Linked DNA regions of Homo sapiens: regions 1 and 2 are each linked to region 3. Evidence: chromatin loops called from intact Hi-C (ENCODE). Cell type or tissue: Panc1. All regions are shown on one strand. Region 1 overlaps CDK15 (cyclin dependent kinase 15). Region 2 overlaps KIAA2012. Region 3 overlaps KIAA2012.

Region 1 (8,000 bases), 320 kb before region 3:
GTGGCTCTCATCTTTTCCTGCCCTGCCTGTACTTCTCCCTGTCCACTCTGTTCTCTATTTTCCCTCAGCTTCCTAACTGAGAATGCCAGCAGAAGTTTAGAGTCACAGATGGATTGTAGGAAACAATTTGGATGATGCCAATACAAAGCTACTGTGGTGGGCATATGCTGCTCCCCCAAACTTCAGACATTTGGGTTTCAGGTTGGTCCAGGCAATCAACAGTGATCCTTAATACAAAATGTCTTGGTGAGAGCAATAATCAAGAAACTTGGCCAAAGTGCTTCCCTGCCAGATTGTGTGCTTAATAAGATAACTGGGTTCCGGCCGGGCGCGGTGGCTCACGCCTGTAATCCCAGCACTTTGGGAGGCCGAGGCGGGTGGATCATGAGGTCAGGAGATCGAGACCATCCTGGCTAACAAGGTGAAACCCCGTCTCTACTAAAAATACAAAAAAAAATTAGCCGGGCGCGGTGGCGGGCGCCTGTAGTCCCAGCTACTCGGGAGGCTGAGGCAGGAGAATGGCGTGAACCCGGGAAGCGGAGCTTGCAGTGAGCCGAGATTGCGCCACTGCAGTCCGCAGTCCGACCTGGGCGACAGAGCGAGACTCCGTCTCAAAAAAAAAAAAAAAAGATAACTGGGTTCCAATAAAACAGAGAAAATATGTTACATTTTAAAAAATTTTCTGTTGTTTCAAAACAATGTGCAGTTTTTCTATATAAGAAGAAAAGTCTCCAGGCCCAACATCCATAGGGCTCATCATCCATTGTTTTTCTTTTAAGTTTTCAATTTAATCCAAATAAGTCAAAAATTTTCAGGTACCTACTATCTGCCAGGTGCTGTGCCGTGCGCTGGGGCTACACAGATGGAGAGGGTGCATTCTTGGATCTCTAGTGTTTGGGTTTGGATTCATTCACCCACACTCTTTCACCAGTTCTCTTTGTTACTGGGGTGCTCATTTGTGAGCCCTGCTTCCATGGCTTGGAGAGTTTGTGGCTGTGGGCCAGGCTGAGCTTATGGAGCAAAGGGAGTTGGAACCTTAGCCATAGACATGATGTCTAAACCTGGATTTGGAAATCTTAAAAGTCCAGCCTATCTTGGGCCATGGGGTCAGTATTATTGATAACTCAATCCCAAGGACTGTGTTTTAAAAGGGTCTCCAACATCTGCATTTCAGGAACATCCTCTTACGTGAGTCAATAAGTTCCTTTTGAGCCACCCCCTACCCATCCCCATCCCTGAGCTGCTGTGGCTTCTAAACACTTGAATGTCAGTGATTAAGGGGAGCAGAAGACAAGCTGGGAGCCAGGAAAGTGTCACAGATGAGCACCGTGTCAGCAGCATTCTGGATGAGCTTCCCATTCCTTTCCTTTTCATTCTAAGTAGTCCTAGGAGCCCCCAAACTTTGAATCAGCCAGTACAATTTTGAGGGAGTCCAGTTGTCCGGAACTTGGGAGAACCATCCAGTGTCCATCTACACCCATGCCTCCATTTCTAGGCCTTATCTGGACACCTCTAGGAGGACAGCAAAGTTTCCATTTGTACAGCTTTTAAAAAGTCACCTGATGCTGACCCAGTCGGATTTCTCTGACAGTTAACTGTTTTCTTGGAGCTTTGATGAGCAGGGTTGTAAGTTTTCTAGCCATCAATTCAGATTCTAGTGCCTGATTAAACCTGGGCAAGGTAAGAGGGTTGTATAATTTTGGAAACTTGCTTTTCCTTCCCTCCCTCCCTCCCTTCCTTCCTTCCCTTTCTCCCTCCCTCCCTTCCTTCTCTCTCTCTCTTTCCCTCCCTTCTTTCCTTCCTTCTCTCTTTCACTCCCTCCCTCCCTTCCTTTCTGTCTCCCCCACTCCCCGTTTTAAGCAAGCTGGCTGAGAACTCTGTGTCCTCCACTTCAAAGGGCCAGTTGTCTTATTTTGATGTGGGCAGATTGAAAAGTAGGCTTTGAAAAGTAGGCGCTTTTTTTGTTTAATCTTTTCTCTTGGGATAGCTTTCAGAGCAATATATCCAAATGTCAGTGAGGGGGTTCTGACGAGCACGGATTCCCAGACTCTCAGCAGGATCATTCTCTAACAGAAATATAAAAGTGAAATATTAAAAACCCTGGAACGTGAACTCCATCTGCAGAGTACCCAGTGTCTTGCCTGCTTTCACCAAGGGAAAAAAAATAAATCTTGAAAAAAGAGGGAGGAGAAAAAAGTGTTTTGAGTAAGAGGTTTACAGGTTTAGTAGAGCATAGTAACATCCCCTCAAAGAAGTGGGTGTTGCTCTGTGACCCCCCAAAACGCTCCTCCTTTGACTCAGCCGCCAGAACACTCACCCTCCTCCGGCAGCACACCCCCTTTTCACATGCTAACTGAGGCGCCCGTGATTGGCTGAACAATAAACTGGTCACACTTGCTAAAGGGCTGCCGTCTTTCACACAATTAGCCAAGACACATTAATCAAGCTGGCGGGCCGGGGCTGCGCGGGCCTCCTGCAGTGGGGGAGGGGAGAGAGTTTGGTGAGTCTTAATAATACTCCACAGGAAGCAATAAAGAACCGCAAGCTGGAGAGGATTCTGCTATCAGAAAGTTGGAAGAGTTTAAAGCCCCAATGGATGCCGTAGCTAGAATGGACAGGAGTTGTGGCGCTGAAGATCCCAGAAACTTAGAGCAAATTGAATGTTGGTCTTGGCTAAAATCTGCTAGTAGAAGACAGTATTGTGCATTCAAATGGCGAACCTCTAGAGACATTTTTACAAAGTTCCTTTAGCCTTCTTAGCTCTCCCTACCACTCCCACGAAAATGCACTCAGGAGCCACTCCGCTTTGAAGACTGAAGCCCTGGGCAGTGGCTATGCCAAACCATACAGTGTAGGTTTCACCATCAGAACCAATAGAAAGGAGGAATATACAAGAAGCAGAGAATACCATTCTGGATGAGATTTCCATTCCTTTCCATTTCATTCGAAGTAGTCATAAGCACCCCCAAACTTTGAATTCAGCCAGTACAATTTGAGGGAGCCCAGCGGGGAGCCCAGTCGAGAGTTCTCTCAATTTAGAACAAATTAAGAGAAAGTATTAGCTGGAAAGGTATTGGTCCTAAACTAAGCATCTGAAGGGTATTAAAAATAGTTAATTTTGGGAGAGAAAAAGTTAACATTTGTATTTTTAATAATATTTTCTGATTTTTCTTTCTCAAATTCCCTTTAAATAGATGTTCCAATGGCAATACAGAGCTGATAAGATCATACCTTAGAAATCAGTTTGCTACAGAATCATGTAGAGCTTTTAAGAGAATCAACTAAATATTTAGACATTTCTCAACTAAAGTAAACGGAGGCCTTACTCCTCTGGAGGTTGTCCAGTCACCATCTCATTAGATGCAAAGATCCTGCGATAAAGAGAAACTTTTTTTCTTGCCTACATGATTGCAGCCCAGTTGTGGTTTTTAATGTGTCATTGATTGTTTCATCCAACTCCTTTTGCTCCACTGAAAGGGTCTGTCATAGCTCTGTTTGCTTCCTTAAACACGGTTTTTGAAAGCGCTCACGCTGTGTGAGCTCAAATCCTAGCATTAATGTACTGCTGGGTTCATTTCACCAAACTCAAAAGCGCTGAGTTTAAATCCCTCTCAATTCCATTTGAGGCACCAGAAGACTTTATCCTTCTCCACTAATGGTTCCAAGTTTACATCTAGATACTGGGGGTCAAGGACAGGAGAGGATTTAGAAATAACAGTGCATGACATTAGTCAATGCATTTGCCAAATTGGCAATTAGTTCCTGATGTGCGTGCAAAGCATTTTATTCCTGTCTCTTTGATGCTTGTTCCCATAAAGAAGGGAATAGGGTCCACAGAGGCCTTCAAACTTTTAAAGAAATATCTGCTGAAAATCATGCCTGATTTGTGACATGAGCTCAGCCGCAGGGAAGCATCCGGGATTATCCTGGTTATTTTAGTCCTAGGAAAGAACACTGCACGTGGGAAGTTTTTCCACTAGAAGAACGTAATGAAAATCAAAAGGCAGGAAAGCGGTACTAAAAGCCCTGCAGGGACCAGAATCAGATGTACCATAAGCGACAGGCCAAGGGATGCCCAGTTGTTTTTCAGTATGCTTGCTTTATCAACTTCTGACCACCAGGTGGAAGCAAGAAACAGCATGGATGGCATACTGACATCGGACAGCATCGTACTGCAGCAATGCAGCCTTGTTCTAGGAATGTCTCATTTTGACCTTAAATCCAGTGTGAGAGCTTCACTGCGTCTGAAACCACTATGAGACAGAAGATGATTAAAATGATCCTTGTCCCCACTGGGATGATAAAGAGCTATTCTGCTTTGGGCTCAATGAGTTCTGAGCAAGTCTCTGTGTTTGCTGTGAGCACAAGCTAAGGTCTGCATCTGGGTCGGCATCAGCTTGGTTGTATGAGCTATTAGCCAAGGGAGTTATTCAGTGGGTTGAACTAAGGGGAAAGATATTGATAAAAGAGGCTTTAACTGCAGGCATCAATTCATATGGAACTGTAAGTCCAAGCTCCCCCTTTTACTATCTGGGGTAACTTGAGGAAGTTACTTATTTCCTAGTTCTGTAATCTGCAAAATGGGAGAAATCCTATCATTGTAAAAGTGTTTCCTATGTGCCAGACACAGAACATACACAATTGCTAATCCTATTACTGCCTGCCAAGATCGATGCTGGGTGGAGTAGCCCGATTCTACAGATGAGGAAACAGAGGCTTTCTCCTAGGCTCACAGAGAGGTGTATACTTATTGGAAATGGCTGAAATCTGCATCCAAACCTTGTTCTCCTTTCATTAATCATGTTGTATCCCTCTGTCTCATTTTGCAGGATGAGTCTGAAAAATAAATTATATTGAATTGCATCTGCTATAGTGCCTAACTTTTAGTAGGTACTCAATAAAAGTTCCCATTCAGTTTTTTTTGTTGGTTTGTTTTTTTTTTTTTCTTTTTTTTTTTTTTTAGATGAAGTCTCACTTGTCACCCAGGCTGGAGTGCAGTGGCATGATCTCGGCTCACCGCAGCCTCCGCCTCCTGGGTACAAGCGGTTCTCCTGCTTCAGCCTCCCGAGTAGGTGGGAATACAGGCGCACGCCACTGAACCCAGCTAATTTTTGTATTTTTAGTAGAGACAGGGTTTCACCATGTTGGCTAGGCTGGTCTCGAACTCCTGACCTCAAGTGATCTACCTGCCTCAGCCTCCCAAAGTGCTGGGATTACAGGTGTGAGCCACTGCCTCCATTTGGTTTTTTACACAGTGTGGAAGTTCAGCTGCTCAGTGACTTGCCATGGTTCAGACCCAGTGACAGGTGTGTGAGAACTGATGCTATCTCTGCTCCCTTAGAAATATTGGCTTTCTTCTAGAGGTCAGAAATACCTCCAGGCACCAGAACTGACTTTTGTTTTTACTTGCATGGCCTAAACCTTGCCTGAATCCGCACATCCTAAGAGCTGACTCTGAGTTTTCAAATGCCTACCTAAGTCAGTTGTGTGCCCGTTAAGGCTGTTCTTATTTGGTGATGGGTCCATTCTGCTCCCCACACCTAGACTGCAGTAATATGTCTGCCCACTCTGTACCCACAGGGCCTTTCCCTGGGAGAATCCTTGTCATCTACATGCTACATAATGGGTATCTAGTAAGGGCTACTAAATCACAGACAACATTAGTGTTACCATTGTTAATTTCACCCAAACATGGTATAGTGGAAAGAGTGCTGAAGTTTTCTACAGAGCACACCTGACCACTTCTAGTGCTTCTAGTATTTTACACAAGCCCCCTACCTGGCACATAATAAGTAGTCAGTAGATATTTGTGAAATGAAATCAATGACTAAGAGTTAGAAAACCTGAGTTCTAGTTCCAATTGCACCCTCTTGGACTCTAAATAATTCTTATTGTCTGCTTTGCAAAGAAGAACATGTAAGTTATTATTCACCTTAATAATGGTAATAATAATTGAGGACTAACTATGAGCTAGACACTTTACATATTTTACTTTACTTTGATTCACAACAGCCTTATCAGATAGAGACAATGTTGTAAACCCTACTTTACTGATGAGAGAGCTGAGGCTTTGAGAGAGGTATGTGACTTGCTTAGGGTCACCTAACCAGGAAGGGGGTGACCTAGAATATCCACACCTGTTGGACTCCAAGTGGGTCGTAGCCGTATTCCACTTTACCTTAATTATCAAAGGGCAGATATAATGATTTGGTAATTAAAACAGTGCCCTAGACTGGGGACTGGCCATAAACTTTTGCAGGTTCATTTCCAAATGATTATGTCTTTCCACCCAGACGTGATTTTAGAATCTGTGAGCCTGGCGACATATTTCAGGAGTGTAATCTGAGTGGAGTTCCTACCCTGGGACTCCAGCAGCCTCCCTCGCTACAGCTAATGAAGCCACTGGCGTTCACTGAATCTATGAACCTCGATTGGGCTCATTACTGTCTCACTTCTGGAGCGCTGCTGAAAGCTCCTGGGGAGTTACTATTAACATCTTTATTAACCCGTCCCCCAAATCAGTCAGTGAAATTAATTTAGATACACAGCCACTTTGATCTTCATTAATGGTTGCTTCTAGTTTCTACATTTATTTTTAGTTTTCTCATCTTTAATTTATTTGGTGTCAATTATTAGTTTTTATTGAGGGAGGAGTAGATGATCTTAAAGTAATTAAGATTAGGAAAAATTGCAAGTGAGTGAAAGCAGGTAAAAAGTATTTTTTCTAAAGTAAAACTCCAAGAATATATACAATTTTAATTTATTAATTAAAAAATAATAAATAAATGTTCTTAATGTTAAAAAGAAATAAAAGTTCCTTCCAAGTTGAAGAATAAAAGAGGCCTGCCTCAAGGTGCCAAATAACATGTAAATGGCTCAAACCAGAGCCTCCTTCTCCATGTTTATGGCCAGTGCTTTGCACCATCAAGCTCTGTAAAACACAGAGCTGGGGCTGGGTGTGGTGGCTCACTCCTGTAATCCCAGCACTTTGGGAGGCCGAGGCGGGCGGATCACTTCTGTAATCCCACCACTTTGGGAGGCCGAGGCGGGTGGTTCACTTGAGATCAGGAGTTCGAGATCAGCCTGGCCAACATGGTGAAACCCTGTCTCTACTAAAAATACAAAAATTAGCCAGGTGTGGTGGCAGGCACCTGTAATCCCAGCTACTCAGGAGACTGAGGCAGGAGAATCACTTGAACCCAGGAGGCAGAGGCTGCAGTGAGCCAAGATCATGCTGCTGCACTCTAGCCTGGGCAACAGAGTGAGACTCCATCTCAGAAAAACAACAACAACAACAAAAGAAACACACATAAACAGAGCAGGTATACAAGTGGGCTCACCTGAGTTACTTTAACGTTTTTAAAGTAAGGTTTAATATATTTATTTCATTTTTATTTTTCATCCAACCATCTACTTCTTATTTATTCAGCAAATATGTATTGAATGCTAGGTACTAGGGACTGAGAGAGTAAAAAATAAATATGACACTGGTACCTGCCTTCCAGGAATATAGTCTAGAGGGGAAAATAAATAAATAATACAATGTGGGAAGTATACTACAGCAGCATTGCCTGGGGATCTTTAAGAAACTAGGGAAATCTTGGACTTGGCTGTGATATGACAAGAAAGAACAGGAAAATAAAAGAAAAGAAGGAACTAGGGAAATGGCCCTCTTAATTTGGGGAATTTAGGGATAGTTTTATTTATTTATTTTTTGAGATGAAGTCTCACTCTGTCACCCAGGCTGGGGTACAGTGGCGCGATCTTGGCTCACTGCAACCTCCGCCTCCAGGGTTCAAGTGATTCTCGTGCCTCAGCTTCCCAAGTAGCTGGGATAACAGGTGTGCGGCCCCATGCCCAGTTAATTTTTGTATTTTTAGTAGAGACGGGGGTTTCACCATGTTGGTCAGGCTGGTCTCTAACTCCTGACCTCAAGTGATCCACCCACCTCGGCCTTCCAAAGTGCTGGGATTACAGGCATAAGCCACCGTGCCTGCCCT
Region 2 (8,000 bases), 73 kb before region 3:
AGGGAGGTTGTTTACAGTCTGTTCAAGATTTTCTCAGATTTCCTGTGTCTGAGTTGATCTAAACCTTTCCATCCACACCAGAAGGGCCTCTGTCTTCCCAGGTTCCTTTGGTGCAGGAGTGAACAGCAGGCTTGACCTGCCAAGCTCACCACAGGCCCAAGGAAAGCCCTCGACTTTGCTCCTGGGTCAGGCCAGAACTGAGCCAGGCCCAGAGGAAAGGAGTCCCTTCCCTCAACCCATGTATATGGTTTCACAGAGGAAAGCAATATTTTCCACCATATTAAAACTCTGTGTAAGTTTTTAATTAGGATAAAGAAATTAAGTCTTGGCTCGTCAGCCATACCTCACACAAATCATTTGAGTTTCCACATTGATTTCTCAATGCAAACGTTGTCAAACAAAATGCACAAGGTCAGTATTCAAAAAAGGGCAGTTGGTGTGGGCAGCCGGCACCTGGACAGTGAGGGTCTCCAGGATCATAAAGATCCTATGTGCGTGTGTTTGGTTTATCATTTTCTTAATGTCTCAAAATTATAAATATTACCCTGCATAGATTTGGTTGAATTTCCTTCTTCAATCAACTCTAAATACATAGGTTGCTTATGTATGCTTCTGATCTTTTTTTTTCTTTTTGAGTACTAAAAAGGAGACACTAGAAGGGTGTCTGACTTCCCAGATTTCTTTGGCCCAGGAGCAAACAGCAGGCCTAATGCTTTTATTTTTCCTCCTATGAAACTGAACTCCTGAAACCAGAACATGTACACATTTCACAGAGCCAAGTTCATATGTTAAAAGTTGCAAACTAAAAGGAGAAATTTTCAGCAACCTCTGAATAATTAGAAACAGGAGGCTGTTACTACTACCCCCAGTGAATCTCTCATACACACACACATACACATACACGCACACACACACACACTTTTTGGGGGACAGAAAAAAAACTGGACAAAGTTGCTGATTCTGACACACAATGATTCTTTTTCAGCTATGTTCATATTACATAAGTATGAAAAACTTCAATTTTTCTGCTAGTGGCTAGATAAATGCTAACGAGAGGAGAGTCTACTCTCAAAGAAATATGGAAATAATCCTAGTTTCAAACACTATTATAATTGCATATATTAGCTCATTTAATCCTTACAACAACCTTATAAGGTAAGTAGTATGATTACTCCTGTTTTACAGAGGAAGAAATTGTAGCTTGGCTTAGATAAGGTCAGCAATCACAAATGCTATTTCCTGCACCTTCTTAGTGGAAAGCTTGCTCAAACAATGTTCTGTACTTTGCTTTTTCCCTTAACAGCATATGCTGAGATTTCTCCCAATCAGTTCAAAGAGATCTCAGCTATGTCATTTTAGTCCGGCTCAGTCTTTCCAGCTGCAAGAAAAAGAAAGACTTTATATCCTCTCAAAGGCTCTTAAACTGAGCATGTTTATAATTCTCAGAGGATTCACAGGCAGGATTAACAGGGGCATATGCTGGATCCCAGGAGACCAAGTGGCACCACTGAAGTCAGATACCGGCTCCCAGCTGGATTAGCTTACCTCTCTCAGCAGCTCCTGGTGCAAGAGATACAATAAGAGACAGTATCGTTTGCCCCTGCAGGCAGCAGGGTTTGGATACCTGCCATGATCGTTTTGTTTTTAAATTTTCTCCAGGCACCAAAGGCTTTGAAATTACCTCCTATCTCAGAAGAACCACCCAGAGTCTTGGAGCCCCTGAAGAGCCAATTTAAAGCCAATGAGCCCCCAACAGAGCTCTTCATCTTACCGGTGGAGATTCATTACCACACCAAACAACCCCCAAAAGAGAAAGCCCACAGAAGAGGTAGGTCCCGGGTGCATGGGCACTCCTGAGGGAGAGCCTGGGATGGGGGGTCCTGCCACTTCTACATGCTCCTACATCATGGCTGACGTTCCCTATGGTCATCCCCTTCAGAGAATATTTTTTAAAGAAGGAAAAAGGATAAAATCTAGAAGAAGATCTCTTCTGATCATATTCAATTGGATTTTTAAAATATTTATTATACCCTTCATTAAGCAATGCATTTTGTTAAGCTGTGGAAGAGAAAGGAAGACAGGTATTTACATAAGTAAGTCCAATGCACCATAGGTGTTATAAAAGGGCAAGAATTTTTCAGGCAGCTTACAAAAAAATAATTGTATAAAACAAGACAACTAAAATTGAAATTGGAAAAAAAAAAACCTGGGTAAAAGGAGTAGAGAAATAGATGTTATCAGACATCTGAGATGAATTCATGGTTTGAAGTAAGTACTGGATTTAGCTGAGTTTCCTGGCAGCCAAGGTAAAAAGGACACTGGAATCTTTACACCTCCATTTTATAAAAGAAAGATAAAAGTTTATCCAAAAAGTCATTTTCCTGATTTTGAATTAGGTTATTTTGTAAGGGATGACCTCTATAATCTTTGCCACAGCAGAGATTATGTGCTTCTAAGCAAAGTTCTAAGAGAATATGAGCAAAGGAGTTCAATTCCAACTGGCGACGTGGGCTTTTTAGGGGAGGCTTCTGAGTGACCTCTCATCCTGTGTCACAAGGAAAAACTCTTTCTGACTTTCCTTTCATTCCATAGTACTCTTGTTTAAGACACATTCTTGCTCCAGGGACTTCTCTGGGCCCTCTGGGGCAAAAAGTGTCCTAGTTTTGACAGGGGTCCTAGTTCTGAGTTTTCTAGAAATTTCAGCAGAGACTGCCACTGGCTTCTTGGAGAGTTTGACTCCTGGGAATCACACAGGCAGCCATTTTGTTCTAAGCCTGTTTGGACTTCTTACTGGAAAGAATGCCTAACGGTGGAGCTTAAAAGACCAATGGAAGGGGACATGAAGGAACTTTCTGGGGTGATGAAAAATGTTCTCACTCTGGGTTGCTTGTATGGATTATAGATTTGTCAAAACTCATTGAACTGTGCACTTAAGATCTGTGCGATTCACTCTATGTAGATTTTACCTTGCCAAAAAAAATTACTCAGCTCCCTAAAAAAAATAATAATAATAAATAAAATCAACAACACAGTGTTTTAAAATGCAGGTCATCTTATTCAGGTGTGGTGAGGCCAACAGATCAGGAGACAGTTGGCACTGAAAAGATAGTTTGTTACTCACAGTTCCAAGAGGAGGAGGCACACCACACCATGCAGGGCCACACGGGGGCGCACCAGCCTCCAGGAGGCAGAAGGCAGGGAGCACAGGCAAGAGGCTGTATTGTGGTTTTCACAGAAGGAATATGGGCAAGGCAGAGCAAGCAGCCTAAGCAGATTTAGAATTGTCTAGTTTGAATAATTCAGCCAGCTCTGCAGCATAGGGGCTATCCCTTGCTGTCTGGTACTGGCCCTCTGATAATTACAGCAGGCAGATAGTAGCCTGGGAATGTTAAGAGTTTGATAAAGGAGGTTGTTGAGGGTCAGGAACTCTGGGTTGGTTGGGGTGCATATGACAGGTATGTTCCCAGGTGAGTCATTTACTGTGTCTAGGAATTGGCCAGCCCTGGGAGGGACAGTCAGGTCCCAGACATCAAAACATCAGAATGAAAAGATACACTTAATAAAAAGACAGACAATACTATTCACAAGATTGGGTTCGATCTGATTATTTTCCATGATGACCCTGATAGGAAGGTGAGGAAAACCACCAGGCCATCATGAACCAGATTCTTAAAGCCAGATGCACTGAGCTTACCAACACACTGACAATGAAACACAGGAATCGGGTACAAAGACAGTGAATTCATGGAGTTCTTCCCCATTTACATGTCATAAGGACCCTCCTTTAAAAGCATCATGAGCCTAACTCAAAATGTGTTAAGCAAAAATAAAGAAAAGGAAAGGGGAAAAAGGAAGGAAAGATGGAAGGAAGGGAGACACAGAAGGAAAAGGAAAGAAGGAAGGAAGGGAAGAAATGAAGGAAGGAAGGGAAGGAAGGGAAGAAAGGAAGAAAGGAAGGGAGGGAGGGAGAGAGGAAAGGAAGGAGGGAAGGAAGGGAAGGAAGGAAGGAAGGAATTTGTTCATGCAAGAATCAGGTAACTGCAGGACTGGCTGAATCCAGGCCTCAGAAAATATGTGTGCAGTACTTTTCTCTCAACTCTGTTAGCCTTTCCTCTGAAGCAGGCTCCTACCATGAGGTGATAAAGATGTCTTCCTGCAATTCCATGCTAATCTCCTTCCTGTTAACCTCTATAGGAAGGATATGCCTCTTAAAAGCTCTTGCAAAGCGCAGAAATCACCCCGATTGACCAGACTTGGGCCATGTGCCCACCCCGGAACCAATCTCTGTGGCTAAGGCAATGAGGTACTCTCATGCCAGGCTTCAGTTCCATAGCCCTCTCTGGAATCAGCAAATGGACACTGCTCCAACCAAACCACATGGTGTGAGCAGGGAAGGGATAGGTCCCCAAAAGAAGAGACATTAGGCAAAAACAACAGACCTCTGCTACAATTCAGCCTCCTCTTTGTCTCCTAGGTGCTCCACACCCTGAGTCAGAACCAGAAAGCAGCGAAGAATCCACACCTGTGTGGAGACCTCCCCTGAAGCATGCGTCCTTAGAAACACCATGGGAGTTAACAGTGCATCTCCCAGTGGACGCGAGCAGGGACACACTCTCACCTCAAGGTAGCTCCTCCCTCCCTCCAGCATCCCTCGGGAACCTCACTCTGAAGGGAAGCAAGGCAAGACACACAAGGGTCCACAGCCAAGGAAAAGGAGTCTGGAAGGGAGGTTAGTTCACCAGCAGCCACTGGAAGATGGCCTTTGTGCAGGCAGCAGCTGCCTTCACCAAAGTGCTGCACTAAAACTAACAGTGTCCAGCTCACCAGTTACTTACTCCCTAACTCATCCCACTGCTAATATTTTAACAGTGTCCAGCTCACCAGTTACTTACCCCCTAACTCATCCCACTACTAATATTTTAACAGTGTCCAGCTCACCAATTACTTACTCCCTAACTCATCCCACCACTATTTTCTGGTTGCAGATGTAGAAAAGCGTCAAACTTACCAAAAGTTTCCTGCATGCCTTATAGTTTATCCTGTATTTTTAAACAATGAAATTTCATTTCTAATCTGTTTATAAATATGTATTTATTCATTAAAAAGTCCATAATATCGGCGGGGTGCGGTGGCTCATGCCTATAATCCCAGCACTTTGGGAGGCTGAGGTGGGCGGGGATCACTTGAGGTCAGGAGTTTGCCAGCCTGGCCAACATGGTGAAACCCCGTCTCTACTAAAAATACAAAAAAATTAGCCAGGCATGGTGGTGCACACCTGTAATCCCCGCTACTCGGGTGGCTGAGGCACAAGAATCACTTGAACCCAGGAGGCGGAGGTTGCAGGGAGCTGAGATTGTGCCACTGCACTCCAGCCTGGGTGACAGAGCAAGACCCTGTCTAAAAATAAAAAAAAAAAATTTTTTTTAAAAAGTCCATAATATTGATAAAAGTCTTCACTCCAATTTCCATGACGTGGACATTTGAAATTATACACATGGGTGCATCTAAGTGTTTGTGTTTATGTGTTGGATAGGTTGGAAGTAACAAGCCATATTTAGAAAGCTCCCCATTTTCAGAAAACTGAGCCTCCTTTCCAAAGGGCACGTGCAAGATGACAGTATCACAGATGTCAAGTGACCTCTGACTACTGGTATCAGAAATAGGAAGATGCACATTAATGTGTTTGGAGTTCTTCCTCTGTGCCAGGCACTGTTCTTAGTTTTCAACGTATTCTCTCAGGTACTCCTCACAGCAATCCTCTCCTCCTTTTACAGATCAGAGAACGGAAGCCCTGAGAGATAGGTAGTATGTTTGAGGTCACATAACTATAAGTGGCCTCACTAGGATTGGAGCTCAGGGCTTCCAGTGCCAGAATCCATGTTCTTACTCATTAGACTACATTCCCTTTCAGTATAAGCCCAACATTGTGACTTTTCTAACTAATACCAAAAAAAAAATAAAAAAAGAATAAAAGAATAAACCAAACAATGAACCTAGGTCAGGACGTTCTCGAAACATTCAGGTTTCGAGAATGTCCTTTGATTATTGAGGCAGAGGCTTATTTGGTCTATCTCTTAAGTGGGAGTTAATTATCCTAAAGACTTTAATGTTTCCTTTTTCAAAAAATCCAAATATCGGCAGAGATCACTCTGCAAATAGAGAAAAAAGCACCTTTCTACTTATGGGCCACAATGCGAGATGCACAGCTGGAGCCACGAGATAAAGGACACTAGTGAATTTCATCTTCCATAGTGTTCATTTTGCACTGCCCTACATTTGTTTTGAGCTGCCATGACCACCAGGAACTGAGTACCAGAACTTGTCCCTCCTCTGCCACTCTGCCAGGAGGAAACTGGTTTAAGAAGCCCCTTGGTATAAATTATGCATGCGACTGAACCTGGGAGTAAATGCAGAAAGAAAGGGACCTAAAGAGGCAGTTCCAGCTGGGCGCAGTGGCTCACACTTGTAATCCCAGCACTTCGGGAGGCCAAGGCGGCAGATCACCTGAGGTCAGGAGTTCGAGACCAGCCTGACCAACGTGGTGAAACCCCATCTCAACTAAAAATACAAAAATTAGCCGGGTGTGGTGGCACACACCTGTAATCCCAGCTACTCTGGAGGCTGAGGCACAAGACTTGCTTGAATCCAGGAGACGGAGGTTGCAGCGAGCCAAGATCACGCCACTGTACTCCAGCCTGGGCGACAGAGAGAGGCTCTGTCTAAACAACAACAGCAACAACAACAACAACAAAGAGGCAGTTTTTCATGGCAGTCTTCACATAGAGGTCCCTGCTGCACGGGCATATTGATGCTGAGTGGGACTGCTCCATTGCCACGGAGGCGACACATATTTATTTACTTGCCTAGGCCTGGATTACTTCACCTCTAATACCACAGAAATGAAGCCAGCTTTTATGTATGCATCCACACATATATATTTTTATTTTATTGCTTAACCATCTGAGAGTAAGTTGCAGACATTGTACCATTAATCCCTTATCAGCACGTATCTCCTAAGTCCAGGAATATTCTCCCTCCTAGCCACATACAATTACCACACTCAAGAAAGCAAACACTGGTGTAATAGTACTTTCTAATTTCTAATTCATAGTCACATTTCTCTATTTATACCGATAATGTTCCTTTATAGCTTTTGTTCAACCTAGAATTCAACTCAGGATCATGCATTACATTTAGTGGTCCCACTCTTTAGAATCTTTTCATCTAGAAGAGTCCCCCAGTCTTGTTTTTCATGACATCGACATTTTTGAAGAAGATGGGCCAGTTGCTTTGCAGAATTACCTTCGATTTGGATTTTTCTATTTCCTCATAATGAGATTCAGATCAAACCTTTTTGGCAGGAATATCACAGAGGTGATGTTGTGTCCCTCTCAGCCCATCATATCAAGGGATGAAAAATGTCAGTTTCTTCCACTGTAAGTGATGTTAAATTTTATTATTTGGTTAAAGGTGATATCTGCCCCATTTTTCCATTGTAAAGACACTTTGCCTCTTTTTAATGAATAAGTAGTCTGTGATAATTTGAGACCACATGAAGCCAATTTTTAAACCCAAATATTAATAGCAACTATTGTTTTACATGTGAAATAAAGACCACTCCCTCTGAAAGAGGTGAAGCCGAGGCCTCAGTCACTTGGGTTCCTGGGTTTCCTGCTTCCTAGAGCAGGCCCTGTTGCTGTTGAGAAGAGAAAACAGAAGCAGAGTGTAGGGTATGCTCTATGGAATGCTACCATCAATCCTGATACCCTCTGACTTCCATCTGGAAGGTAGCACTTTTTATTTAACCCTGAGGAAGGAATGCAATCATTGACTCTGCCTAGCACAACTACTTTTTGTTCAGAAATCTGTATCCAATAATCTCATCAGCTCTAAAGCTGGGATCTCCCTAGTCAGAGCCTTAGGACTAGGGTTGGAAGGAGTTTGCACCCTCTCCAGTCCTCCTTCCATCTCAGGATTTCATCCGTAAGATGAGAATAAAA
Region 3 (8,000 bases):
CCAAAAAAAGGAAAGATGAAAGGATAGGAAGGAGGAAAATGACACTGGTATTATTTCCAGACTATATTATTACTTATATGGAAAATTCAAGGGACTCTACAGACAAGACATTAAAAGACAAAAGAATTCAGCAAGATTACTAAATACAGATCAATACACAGAAATCAATTGTGTAAAAAATAGTGTTTGAAAACATAAAGCACAATTTAAAAATAGAATTTAAAAGGAATTGTTATTATGGAAAACTGCAAACATACACAGAAGTGAACAGAGCAGCACAGTGAATCCCATATACCCATCTCTTGGCCAGTGTTGTTCACCTGTATCTCCAACTCCTTTCTCTCTCCCATGTTATTTTGAAACAAATTTTAGGCTCATATCATTTTATTCATATATACTTGAGAACATATCTCTCAAAGATGAGAAATGACTTTTTTTATTATTATTATACTTTAAGTTTTAGGGTACATGTGCACAATGTGCAGGTTAGTTACATATGTATACATGTGCCATGCTGGTGCGCTGCACCGAGAAATGACTTTTAACATAATCATGATACCATTATTACACCCAAAATTTAAATAATTCTTTAATATAATTGAATATTCAGTCAGTTTTCAAAGTTCAAATTGTCCCATAATTATTATAATTGTTTTGGAATTTGCAAACCAACTGTTTACAATTGGTTGATATGACCTTTAAATCTCATTGAATTTATAAGTTCCCTTCCATTTCTTTTTTTTCCCCCTTTTAGTGTATTTGTAGGAAATTGGGTCACTTGTCTTGTTGAGTTTCAATCTAGACTTTGCTGATTGCGTCCTCATAGTGTAGTTTAACATGTTTCTCTGTCTTCCACATGTCCTGTAAGTTAACACTTGGGTCTAGAAACTTGATCAGATTCCGGTTTGGTTTGGTTTTTCCTTTTGGCAGTCTATAAATTCAGTGCAATTTCAATTTTAAAAATCCCCAACAGGGTTTTTGGCAGAACATGATTAGCTGATATTAAAATTCATATAGAAAAGCCAGAAATAGTTGTCATGGTCTGAATGTTTGTGTCCCCCAAAAATTCACATGCTGAAACCTCATCACCAATGTAAAGGTATTTGGAGGTTGGGCCTCTGGGAGGTGATTAAGTCATGAGGGCAGAGCCCTCATAAATGAGATTAGTGCCTTTACAAAAGAGGCCCCAGAGAGCTATCTTGCCCCTTTTATCATGTGAGGACACAAAAGAAGGTGCCCTCCATGAACCAGAAAGTGAGACTTCCCCAGACACTGAATGTCCCCAGACACTGAATGTTCCAGCACCTTGATCTTGAACTTTCCAGCCTCTAGACCCACAAGAAATAAATTTCTGTTGTTTCTAAGCTACCCAGTTTATGGTATTTTGTTATAGCAGCCTGAACAGACTAAGATATTAGCCAGTATAATTTTGAAAAAAAATAAAGTGGAAGTTTGCCCTGACAAATATAAAAACTTATTTTAAAGCTGTAAAAAATAAAACTGTGTGCTATTGGCTTAGAGACAGACAGAAGAGAATAGAGAATCCAGAAATAAATGTGCCCACATATGGAAACTTGATATATGGCAATGGCATTATAAAGGGAAATAGTGGAGAAAGGATGATCTATTATTCACTATATAATTTTGAGACAACTGGTTATGCAATTTTAAAATTCTCACCTCACAAAATATCAGGTGTATTCAGGAGCTTAATGTCAAAAAGCAAAATTTAACTTTTAGAGGAAAATATAGCAGAATATTTTTATGAATTTTGGAAAGGAAAAAACTTTTTACCTATTATTCATAACACAAACCATAAAGAAAATTATTGATAAATCTTTTTTTTTTTTTTGGGACGGAGTCTCGCTCTATTGCCCAGAAAGTGCAATGGCATGATCTTGGCTCACTGCAACCTCTGTCCCCTGGGTTCAAGCGATTCTGCTGCCTCAGCCTTCCAAGTAGCTGGGATTACAGGTGTGTGCCACCAGGCCCGGCTAATTTTTGTATTTTTAGTAGAGACAGGGTTTCACCATGTTGGCCAGGCTGGTCTCAAATTCCTGAACTCAAGTGATCAGCCTGCCTTGGCCTCCCAAAGTGCTGGGATTACAGGTGTGAGCCACTGTGCCCCGCCAATGAATCTGACTATATTAAAGTTTGAAGTTTTCAACAAGACAACATGAAGTTAAAAGCCAAATTGCAGATTAGAAGGAGATACCTGCAATGCATGTAACCAACAAAGCATTAGTAACCAAAATGCAGCAGCATTTCTTCCCTCTACAAATAGGGAAAGAAAAAGACAATCAACCCAAAGGAAAAATGAGCAAATGATGTGAACAGGCAACTAACAGAAGAAGAAACACAAATAAATGGCCATAGAGAAAAAAAAGTTCTCCTTACTAATCAGGAAAATCCCAGTTAAAACAAAAAGATATCATTTCATATATATCAGACCAGCAAAAGTTTAAAAGTCTATAAACACTATTAATGAGGATATAAAGTTTTAGTAATTTAGAGCAATTTGAAAATATTCAATAAATTGAAGATGCATATATCCTGCATCCCAACAAGTTCATTCCCAGGTATCCTTTAGAGAAAGCATGTATGAACAGTGACTCACCTAAAAAGGTTCATTGAAACATTATTAATAATCATAAACAATTGGAAATAATCAAAATGGCCACCAATAGTAAAATGGATTTTTAAATGGTCACATATTTATACAACGGAATACTATATGATAGCTGAAAATAAAATTACATGTATTAATATGGGTTAATCCCAAAAGACTTATTAAGGGTTTTTTGCCTTATTAAGCAAAATAAGGCAAGTTGAACAAGTTACATAAATAATATCATTTATGTAAAGTTTTAATTTGTAAAAAATACTATATATTGTTTACATGTGCATGTATATGTAATACAGATATAAAAATATATATGAGGATTGATGAATATCAAATTGAAGAGACTGATTACCTCTGGGAGGGAGAGGGAAATGGGATTATATGTGTCTTAATCCATTTTGTGATGCTATAACAGAATGCCTGAGATTGGGTAATTTATGAAGAACAGAACAGTCTCCCACAGTTCTGGAGGCTGAGAAGCCCAAGATCAAGATGCAGGTTTCTTACTGTGTCCTCACGTGGTGGGAGGCAAAAAGGCAAAAGAGAGGGAACTCATTCCCACAAGCCCTTTTTCTTTTTTTAGAGATGGGGTCTCTCTATGTTGCCCAGGCTCAACCTGAATTCCTGGACTCACACTATCCACAGCCTCAGTGTCCCGAGTAGCTGAGACTACAGGTGTGCATCACTGTGCCCAGCCCACAAACCCTTTTTATAGCAGCATTAATCCATTCATGAGGATGGAGCCCTCCATGACCTAAACACTTTTTATTAAGCCCCACCTCCCAACACTGCTGCATTGAATATTGATTGAGTTTCCAACACACAAATTTTGAAGGAGACGATAACATTCACACCATAGTAGCATGTGATAAATGAAGTCTTGGACTGTGTCTTAAATGTTTGATTTCTTTAGAAAATGCATGACTTAGGCTGGGCACAGTGGCTCATGCCTGTAATCCCAGCACTTTGGGAGGCCAAGGCAGGCAGATCACTTGAGTTCAGGAATTTGAGACCAGCCTGGCCAACATGGTGAAACCCTGTCTGTAGTAAAAATACAAAAATAAGCTGAGCATGGTGGCGTACACCTGTAATCCCAGCTACTTGGGAGGCTGAGGCAGGAGAATTGCTTGAACCTAGGAGGTGGAGGTTGCAGTGAGCTGAGATGGTGCCATTGCACTCCATCCTGGGCAACAGAGTGAGACTCTGTCTCAGAAAAAGAAAGAAAGAAAGAAAGAAATGCATGACTCAAATATGGCAAAATGTTAAAATTTTACAAAACTAAGTGGCAATGAGTATACAGTATTTTTCCTATACTGTGAACGCTTAAGATATTTTATAGACTTTTAAAAAGTACTTAAAAGTTGTAAGTTATTCAAAGCACTGACTTCGTTTGTTCCAATACTTCCTAAATATCAGGTTATTTTACTAAGAGAAAAAAAAAATCACCCTTCTATGGCCCACATCCCAAAACTGGGAAGGTTTCAATTCTAATCACAATGGAAGTTTCACCAATGTACAACCTCAGCTTTTGGTCAATACAAATACGCCCTCTGCTGGTTCTATCATGCCCTGTCCCAGAGTTCAAAATAGTTGAGAAGAGCAGTGAAAGTCTTCAGTGAGAGTTTTTTCGCGCCAGTCATGTTAAGGAAAGAAATACTCACAGAACTACCCTTTGGCACCAAGATACTTTAATCAGCTTCTGCTCTCTGTTAATGTTACATATTATCCAAGACAAAATAAATTCCAAGGTGCAGCCCCAGTCAACCTTTCCAATTCCTCAACCACCTTTGCGCGTTAACAATCTTGTGCCCCTCTAAAGTCTGGTGGTTGATTTGAGAGACAGTGGACACCTCCCTGAACCTGAGTAGAAGTAGAAGAAAACCAAAGTTGCAAAGAAGCTCCTGGGCGGGGAAACCACAAAATAACATTGAAAAACAGATTAACTGTAGTATTAAGGGAATGATGCCAATGGAATAATGGGTGAACTTTTTCTTTTCAAATCTTTCTTTAAAAGTATAACATCTTCAAATAAAACTGAGAAGAAATAAATTAATTCATGCAAGAATCTACTTCTCAAGAGAGAAAGGCACTAATTGAATATTAGAGTCTTCCTTTCAAAAACAGTTTTGTGTTTTGAGGTTGGTTTTGTTTTAATATTCATCTTCCCCACTGGAATGTAAGCTCCCTTAGACCAGCATCTGTGTCTATCTGATTCAAATTGGTACAAATTTTCTAGGGAACAATTTGGCAGTAGGCATTGTGACTTAAAAACTGTACATACTTGTGCTTTGGCTCTTCGGGTAAAGATGGCGGAGCGCGGTACGGCTTTTCGCTGACTACATTCAGCCCGTCTGATAAACTTGTCCGGATTGAATATGCTTTGGCTGCTGTAGCTGGAGGAGCCCTGTCAGTGGGAATTAAAGCGGCAAATGGTGTGGTATTAGCAACCGAGAAAAAACAGAAATTCATTCTGTATGATGAGCGAAGTGTAGACAAAGTGGAACCAATTACCAAGCACATAGGTTTGGTGTACAGTGGCGTGGGCCCAGATAACAAAGTGCTTGTGCACACAGCTCGAAACTAGCTCAACAATACTATCTTGTGTACCAAGTGCCCATTCCCACAGCTCAGCTAGTGCGGAGAGTAGCTTCTGTAATGCAAGAATATACTCAGTCAGGTGGTGTTTGTCCATTTGGAGTTTCTTTACTTGTTTGTGGTTGGAATGAGGGACAACCATATTTATTTCAGTCAGATCCATCTGGAGCTTACTTGGCCTGGAAAGCCACAGCAGTGGGAAAGAACTATGTGAATGGGGAAACTTCCCTTGAGAAAAGATAAAATGAAGATCTGGAACTTGAAGATGCCATTCATACAGCCATGTTAACCCTAAAGGAAAGCTTTGAAGGCCAAATGAGAGGATAACATAGAAGTTGGAATCTTCAACGAAGCTGGATTTAGGGGGCTTACTCCAACTGAAGTTAAGATTACTTGGCTGCCAGCCGGGTGGGCGCGGTGGCTCATGCCTGTAATCTCAGCACTTTGGGAGGCTAAGGTGGGAAGATCACCTGAGGTCGGGAGTTCAAGACCAGCCTGACCAACATGGAGAAACCCCATCTCTATTAAAAATACAAAATTAGCCGGGCATGGTGGTGCATGCCTATAATCCCAGCTATTCGGGAGGCTGAGGCAGGAGAATCACTTGAACCCGGGAGGCGGAGGTTGCGGAGAGCCGAGATCGCGACATTGCAGTCCAGCCTAGGCCAAAAGAGTGAAACTCCTCCAAAAAAAAAAAAAAAAAAAGAATTGCTTGGCTGCATAACAATGAAGTGACTGAAAAATCCAGAATTTCAGATAATCTATCTACTTAAACATGTTTAAAGTATGTTTTGTTTTGCAGACTTTTTCATATGTATTTCTACATGGCTTAAATCGACTGTTTTTAAAATGACACTTATAAATCCTGATAAACTGCTAAACCCACAAAAAATAGACTGTACATCCTTTAATCAGAAATATGAACAAAGAGTAAATTTTTTAATAATCAAAACATTCCTGACCAGATGCTGTGGTTCACACCTGTAATCCCAATACTTTGGGAGGCCAAGGCGGGTGGATCACTCGAGGCCAGGGTTTAAGACCAGCCTGGCCAACATAGCAAAACCCAGTCTCTACTAAAAATACAAAAAATTAGCTGGGCATGATGGTGCATGCGTGTAACCCCTGCTGCTCAGGAGGCTGAGGGATGAGAATCGGTTGAACCCAGGAGGTAGAGGTTGTAGTGAGCCGAGATCGCACCACTGCACTCCAGCCTGGGCGACAGAGCGAGACTGTCTCAGAAACAAAACAAAATAAAAATTCCTTTCAAGGATATTCTATGCAAAGTTCTTTATGGTTATAAAAAATAGAAGCGATATGAATTTTTAAAATTACATGTTTGGTTAAGTCACTTATGGTACATTCATACGATAACATACTGTGCTGCAATTAAAAATTTTTTTTGAGACAGGGTCCCACTCTGTCTTTCAGGCTGGAGTGCAGTGGTGCCATCACAGCTCACGGCAGCTTCGATCTCCCAAGCTCAAGCGATCCTCCCACCTCAGCCCCCTGAGTAGCTGGGATGACAGGCTTATGCCACCATGCCCAGCTGATTTTTCTATTTTTTGTAGAGACAGGATCTCACCATGCTGCCCAGGTTGGTCTCAAACTCCTGTGCTCAAGCGATCTGCCTGCCTCAGCCTCCCAAAGTCCTGGGATTATACACATAAGCTACCACATCTAGCCTAAAATCATTTTTAAGAACATTTAGGCCAGGCGTGGCAGCTTATGCCTGTCATGTCAACACTTTGGGAAGTTGAGGCAGGAGAATTGCTTGAGGCCAAGAGTTTGAGACCTGCCTGAGCAACATGACAAGACCCTGTCTCTACAAAAAGAAAAATTTTAAAACATTAGCTGGGTGTGGTGGTGTACACCTGTAGCCTCAGCTATTCAGGAGGCTGAGGTGGGAGGTCCCTTGAGCCCGGGAGTTCAAAGTTACAGTGAGCTGTGATCATGCCACTGCACTCCACCCTGAGCAACAGAGCGAGACCCTGTCTCTAAGAATAAAAAAAAAAATTAAGAATATTTAATTATATGGGAAAGTTGTAATATAAAAGTAGATTAAAATTGAATATACACTAATCAATTATATGGAAATATGATATTCATTAGATATACATGAAAGCAAATACACCAAAATATTTGCAGTAGTTGTATATGGGTAGAGTGAGAGAGCATGGTGAGATTTTTTTGGTTCTTGTTTGTTTTTACCGTGTGCTGGCACTGGTTTAGGCACTTTCCTTGTATTAACATATCTCTTGCTACTTTTTTAAAGCAGCTTTATCAAGGGATAATTGACATACAATAAATTAGACCTTTTCAAATTGTACAATTCCCATGAAACCGTCACCACAATCGAAATACAATATTCATCACTCCCAAAAGTTTCCTCATACCTCCCCTATTCCAGCCTCCTTCATCCCCAGACAACAACTGATGTGTTTTCTGTCACTATAGATTAGTTTGCATTTTCTAGAATTTTATATAAATGGAATCATGCCATATGTACTTTTTTTTCTTTATTCTTTTTTTTTTTTTTTTTTTTTTTGAAATGGAGTTTCACCCTTGTTGCCCAGGCTGAAGTGCAATGGCGCGATCTCAGTTCACTGCAACCTCCACCTCCCGGGTTCAAGCCATTCTGCCTCAGCCTCCCGAGTAGCTGGGATTACAGGCTTGCACCACCACGCCCAGCTAATTTTGTATTTTTACTAGAGATGGGGTTTCTCCGTGTTGGTCAGGCTGGTCTCGAACTCCCAACCTCAGATGATCTGCTTGCCTCAGC

Evidence for each region. Peaks named below come from ENCODE experiments on the same cell type or tissue, not always from the same donor. Only the 100,000 strongest peaks of a DNase experiment are listed, where the experiment ranks them.
Region 1: a loop joins it to region 3, with 11 times the contacts of the local background. A loop is called at or near these places in 104 of 110 quality-filtered maps.
Region 2: it touches region 3 in a loop (4-fold over the local background); 19 of 110 quality-filtered maps call a loop at or near these places.

Annotation. Positions count from the first base shown.
Region 1 is chr2:201,856,620-201,864,619 of GRCh38, forward strand. The region is part of intron 10 of CDK15 (cyclin dependent kinase 15); the gene reads left to right. Among named protein-coding and RNA genes, the nearest start is that of CDK15, 54 kb to the left of the region's middle. In Panc1, CTCF peaks have their summits at 4,123 (motif pointing right) and 4,388; a DNase peak (open chromatin) is centred at 4,132; H3K27ac peaks cover 3,875 bases.
Region 2 is chr2:202,101,287-202,109,286 of GRCh38, forward strand. It overlaps KIAA2012, which reads left to right. Exons shown (of 24, transcript NM_001277372.4): 8 at 1,660-1,828; 9 at 4,475-4,624. All of the region lies in intron 3 of KIAA2012-AS1 (KIAA2012 antisense RNA 1), which reads right to left. Among named protein-coding and RNA genes, the nearest start is that of KIAA2012-AS1, 12 kb to the right of the region's middle. RefSeq lists an enhancer at 3,099-3,188. In Panc1, CTCF peaks have their summits at 3,157 (motif pointing right) and 3,382; a DNase peak (open chromatin) is centred at 3,165.
Region 3 is chr2:202,174,366-202,182,365 of GRCh38, forward strand. The region is part of intron 15 of KIAA2012; the gene reads left to right. It also overlaps the pseudogene PSMA2P3. Among named protein-coding and RNA genes, the nearest start is that of SUMO1, 60 kb to the right of the region's middle. In Panc1, CTCF peaks have their summits at 4,192 (motif pointing left) and 4,407; a DNase peak (open chromatin) is centred at 4,176; H3K27ac peaks cover 253 bases.